Linked DNA regions of Homo sapiens: region 2 is linked to region 1. Evidence: chromatin contacts called from ENCODE Hi-C or POLR2A ChIA-PET data. All regions are on one chromosome and are shown on one strand. Each heading gives the region's core, a stretch centred on a gene start or an enhancer-like site at or near the end of the contact. The rest is flanking DNA. Distances are from core to core; before and after follow the strand shown.

Evidence for each region. Hi-C counts contacts between places; a loop is a spot of excess contacts on that map. ChIA-PET counts read pairs that join two places held with the same protein, here RNA polymerase II (POLR2A). Pooled maps may share reads with other maps.
Region 2: a pooled map shows a loop between it and region 1 (1.9-fold over the local background). The contact joins the enhancer-like site here to the promoter of LINC03154 in region 1. A Hi-C loop is called at or near these places in 1 of 50 pooled maps. POLR2A ChIA-PET finds 5 or more read pairs at or near these places in 4 of 52 experiments (A673, GM10248, H1 and 1 more).

What each region holds. Positions count from the first base shown.
Region 1 is chr1:8,257,970-8,260,669 of GRCh38, forward strand. It overlaps LINC03154 (long intergenic non-protein coding RNA 3154), which reads left to right and starts at 1,402. Exons shown (of 2, transcript XR_007065454.1): 1 at 1,402-2,024. RefSeq lists a silencer at 1,720-2,014.
Region 2 is chr1:8,342,164-8,344,888 of GRCh38, forward strand. It overlaps SLC45A1 (solute carrier family 45 member 1), which reads left to right. Exons shown (of 9, transcript NM_001080397.3): 9 at 1,584-2,002. The coding sequence ends at 1,850. Among named protein-coding and RNA genes, the nearest start is that of SLC45A1, 25 kb to the left of the region's middle. RefSeq lists an enhancer at 713-1,453. Within about 2 kb of position 1,353, at least 24 of the 41 ENCODE cell types and tissues checked have a DNase peak (open chromatin) inside an H3K27ac peak, as active enhancers do.

The DNA of each region.
Region 1 (2,700 bases), core at 152-2,651:
TGAACAGCATTGGACACTGGGGATGAGGGAGAGGAAAGTGACAAGGATGGACTCAGGTTTCCAGCTTGTGCCACCTAGAAAGAGGGTCTGCTGTTTTGTGGCATGTATTTTCCCTGGTTTGTCATTTGCCTTTTTTTTTTTCTTGAGATGGAGTCTCGCTCTGTCGCCCAGGCTGGAGTGCGGTGGCGCAATCTCGGCTCACTGCAAGCTCCGCCTCCCAGGTTCACGCCATTCTCCTGTCTCAGCCTCCCGAGTAGCTGGGACTACAGGCGCTGGCCACCACACCCGGCTAACTTTTTGTATTTTTAGTAGAGACGGGGTTTCACCATGTTAGCCAGGATGGTCTCCATCTCCTGACCTCATGATCTGCCCACCTCGGCCTCCCAAAGTGCTGGGATTACAAGCGTGAGCCACCGCGCCCAGCCTGTCATTTGCCTTTTACTTTTGTTTTGGGTGGGGTTAATTTGGCTCACGGTAAAAGAACAGTTTTCCTGCATGTTTTATTAACACTAAAATGAAACGCATTTAGGGTCACAGAGATTTGGGGCCATACTAAACCAAAATTTTAAAAATAAAGTCCTTGGCTGGGCGTGGTGGCTCACACCTGTAATCCCAGCACTTTGGGAGGCCAAGGTGAGTGGATTGCTGGAGCCCAGGAGTTTGAGACCAGCCTGGGCAACATGGCGAAACCCCATCTCTACTAAAAATACAAAAAATTAGCCAGGCGTGGTGGTGGTACCCTCCTGTAGTCCCAGCTACTCAGGAGGCTGAGGTGGGAAGATCCCTGGAGCCCGGGAGGCGGAGGTTGCAGGGAGCCAAGATCAGCCACTTCACTCCAGCCTGGGCGGTAGAGGAGATCCTGTCTCAAAAAATAAAATAAAATAAATAATTTCCTCCGTATCCTCAGAAACAATTCAAAGCCATGTGTAAACCCAAAACTGAGTTCATCACTTCTAAGATCAGAAGAATTTGTGTTTGTTTATGATGAACTCACACACCATAATCTTCCAAAATCATTGAATTCCAGGTGTGACTAAAGCAAAGTTTCAGATTGCAAGTTGACACTGTTACCTGAAAGCTGCACACAACTGCTGAATCACTTTTTAAACAAGCATGAAAACAACAATTTCTCTTGTTCCCAGTACAGCTTTGAGCCACAAAAATTAATTACATCACCTAGGAAATTAGCCCTGCGTTTTGCATCCAAAGGTCAATGTTCAGACTGAGAAATGGTTTAGTGCTTCCAAACACAGGGCTCAGCACATAAATATTTATCATGCAGAGGACAGGAACTCATTGTACATGGCTTGTTTACCTTATCAGCCAGTTACCTGGGGCAAAGAGTCCACTGTCTGCTTCCTGTCCTAATTTCCCTTGCCCAAGACCTTGGGCAATTGTTTATTTGACAGAGTGTTCTGTCCCATTCCCTTTCTTCTGGGAATAAGGGCACAGGATACTAAACAAATAGATCACCTGGTCTGGGAACACCTGATTTCTGGAGAGGCTGAGACTTCTAGGTGTTTGCTAGAAAGATCCAAATACAGGAAAGAGAAAACAGCTGCTGCGTTCACAAGAAAACGGAGGATGCATTTCTCCCCATGACTTCGGCTTGTTTGGGTTCGCATTTCAAGTGCTCTGACTGGGCTTTATGGAATGTCCTGTCAAGCTTTTGATTGTGAAAATAAAGTTACAGAGACACAGGGGAACAATAATCACAGACGCGATTTGTAGCACAGACACGGCCTTTCATTTCATTCCTCTTTTCTGTGTTTACAAATTGCGACTGTTAGAGAAACGTTGGCCAAGCTGGCTCTTTAACCTGGCCACATATTTATTTTGGCCACTCTTAGCTTTTATTTCGCAAGGTCTCATACTCACCAGCTCAGGTGCTTGTTACATAAGAAAGCTCTGCCGGCGGAGTGCCAAAAATTCAGCTCAGCATTTTCTGCCTCCCTGCAGTGGTCCCAAGGAATGGATACCTCTGCAACCATCTGCAACCTGGACCTTTGCAACAGGAATCTCAGGTTAGGTGACACTGGCCAACATGCAGGGAAACTATGTCAACAAGCTAGTTTTCCTTTCCTTCCTTCCTCCTTCCCTTCTTCCCTCTCTCCCTCTCCTCACCTCCTTTCCTTTCTTTCATTTTTGATACAGTAGGGTGTCTCACTATGTTGCCCAGGCTGGTCTCAAACCACTGGCCTCCAGTGATCCTCCTGCCTCAGCCTCCCGAAGCTCTGAGATTACAGGTGTGAGCCTCCAGGCCTGGCCCCAAACTAGTTTTCAAGGGTTGGTTATCACATCCCTTGTATCTTGGTTCTCACCAGTCAATCATTACGTACTTTGCATGGATTTATTAGAATAGATTTTAAATCTCTTGTTTTAGCCTCTTCTACTTGTAGAGCTACCAATCCTAGAAGTTTACTAGCAACTCTGCATTGTTACATTTTAATTTGCATTTTGTTTTGCATATATTTAATTTGCATTTAGTTTTGCATTTAGTTTGATTGTTCATTTGCGTCTCTCCTTTCTGAACTGCCTGCTGTTCTTTGCTCACTTTTTCTATTTTATTATTATTAAGACTAGTCACGTGTAGTAGTGAGAAGGAGGGAAAGAGTCTATTGGAGTTTTAATATCATGTATACAGTGGATATTAAGAATATCAACACTTCCTTTTTTTTTTTTTTGAAACAGAGTTTTGCT
Region 2 (2,725 bases), core at 103-2,602, 84 kb after region 1:
GCCACTGCACTCCAGCCTGGGCGACAGAGTGAGACTCCGTCTCAAATAAATACATACATACATAAATAAAGTGCCTTAAATTTTTGTTGATATTTTGCTCAGCATAGACTTTTACCGGCTGTATTGAAATATGCACCATCTAACAGTGTGTGATGTGCACCGTTCGGCGGTTTCAGCACACGCAGAGTTGTACAACCATCACCACCATCAATTTCAGAACAGTTTTGTCACCCCAGGAAGAAACCCGTCAGCCATCACCCCTCTGACCCTCCCACTCTCCCAGGCCTAGGTGACCGCTAACCTTCTTCCTGTCCCCATGGACTTGCCTATTTGGGACGTCTCCTGTGATGGAGTCAGGCAGTCTGCGGCCTCTCGTGTCTGGCATCTGCAGTGCAGCTGTGGGCTTCGAGCTCCATCTGTGCTGTTTCCTGGGTCAGCGCCTCCTTCCCTTTTATGGTCACATAATGTTCCCACCATAATTTTCCTTTGCAGTGACTTTGAAATCTTAAAATGCTGCATTGAAATATTACCTGGACAGTCTGGGCAACATAGTCAGACCCCATCTCTAAAAAAATAAAATTAAAAATTAGCCAGGTGTGGTGGCATGCACCGGTAGTTCCAGCTACTCGGGAGGCTGAGGTGGGAGGATCACTTGAGCCCAGGAGGCTGAGGCTGCAGTGGGCTGAGATTGTGCCACTGCACTCCAGCCTGGGCAACAGAGCAAGACCCTGTCTCAAAAAAAAAAAAAAGAAAAGAGAAAAGAAAGAAAGAAAAGAAATGTGACCTGGATTACTGAGTTTCTCTCTCTCCCTTTTAATCTCATGCCTCAGTTGCCTCCCCCAGGCCTGGGCCTGATTTGTTTTAGGGAGTTTGGAGTCTGACAAGTTCAGCTGGGCTGGCCCTGAGCACAGCCCTTCTGATGGGGGGAAGCCGCAGGGGAGGCCCAGGCTCCCAGGTCACAGCAATGCCCACTCACGCAGCACCTTGCAGGCCGGCTGGTGCTGGGGGAGCCCAGTGAGGGAAAGCCATGCCACCGCTCCCCACCGTCACTCTGCACAGACCACACTCTCAGCCACTGTCCCCCAGCATGGCATGCAGGGGAGGGAGAGTGAGTGACGTGCCCAAGCTGGAGGCCACGAGGACCTTGGAGCCTCGGACAGAGGACCAGCGGCTGTCATGTGCAGAGGACTTTGGGGGTGTAGGGCAGGTCCCATCCTGGATGAAGGTGAAGGAGGGGATGGCAGGAGTGGAGCGGTCGCCTGGCTGGGCAGATTGGTTTTCTTTGGGTGAGAGGATGGGGAAGAGCTCAAGTGCTGAGCGGGGAAAGTGTCTCCCGCCACCTCGGCCCGTGGGAGCTCAGCCCTCTGCCCCATTAGTCATGGATTCTTTTCATTGTCGTCATCTCTCCGAACACAAATATTGTTAAACTCTTGGCTGAACTCCCTGTGCATGTTGGCGCTGAAAAATGTGAGGCCGCTGTGTGTGGGCCGCTCGGGCCTCCTGGGCTCGCAGGACACACCGAGCTCGGTCACCCCGTGCTGGCCGCGGCGTGTCTCGCTGACACGTTTCTTCCTCTGGGTCAGTTTGCAGGGTCCAGTGCGGACGGCACCCGGCGGGGCATGGGCGTGGACATCTCTCTGCTGAGCTGCCAGTACTTCCTGGCTCAGATTCTGGTCTCCCTGGTCCTGGGGCCCCTGACCTCGGCCGTGGGCAGTGCCAACGGGGTGATGTACTTCTCCAGCCTCGTGTCCTTCCTGGGCTGCCTGTACTCCTCCCTGTTTGTCATTTATGAAATTCCTCCCAGCGACGCTGCAGACGAGGAGCACCGGCCCCTCCTGCTGAACGTCTGACATCGCGGAGCCTCGACTCCGGACACGCGCCTGCACCTGGGGGTCTGGAGCAGGCCGACCAGTGAGGACCAAAGGGCCTTGTTGGACAGGGGGACTGGCTGCCTACTGGAATGTAAATATGTGATAAAATAATAAATGACAGCGGCAAAGCCTATGGTTTCTAGGCATTGCTCTCTGGTGGCTGAGAGGTCCCCATGGGATTGAGTTACCCTCCTGAGGACTCGGGCAGGGGAGGTTTGTAAGAATCTTTTTTTGAAAGTAAAGGTGTAATTCAATGGTTCTCAACCAGGGGCAATTTTGCCACCCCACCCCCACCCCCAGGAAGACATCTGGCAAAGTCTGGAGATAGCTTTGGTTGTCACAACTCGGGGATGCTGTAAACCTCCCACGGCACACAGGACCGCCCCAACAGCAAGGAGCTAGCAAGACCCAGCTGTCAATTGTGCTGAGGTAGAGTGAGCCTGGTCTAACTGGACCATACATTCTGTACATTGCATCCCAGGGTAGAGTCACAGTATACAGGTCTTTTGGATCAGAAGGCCTCATATTCATTCACTTGTCCATTCATCCATTTATTCTCTCATCCATTCATTCATCTACCCATCCGCATATCCACCCATCCACATAACCATCCATCCACTCATCCAAATATCCTCCCATCCAAATATCCACTCATCTATATATCCATCCATCTACATACCCACCCATTCATCCGTCCACATAACCATCCGTCCACTCATCCAAATATCCACCCATCTGAATATCTACTCATCTATATATCCATCCATCCACATATCCACCCATCCACCCATCTAAATATCCACTTCTCCATATATCCATCCATCCATCCATCCATCCATCCATCCATCCATCCA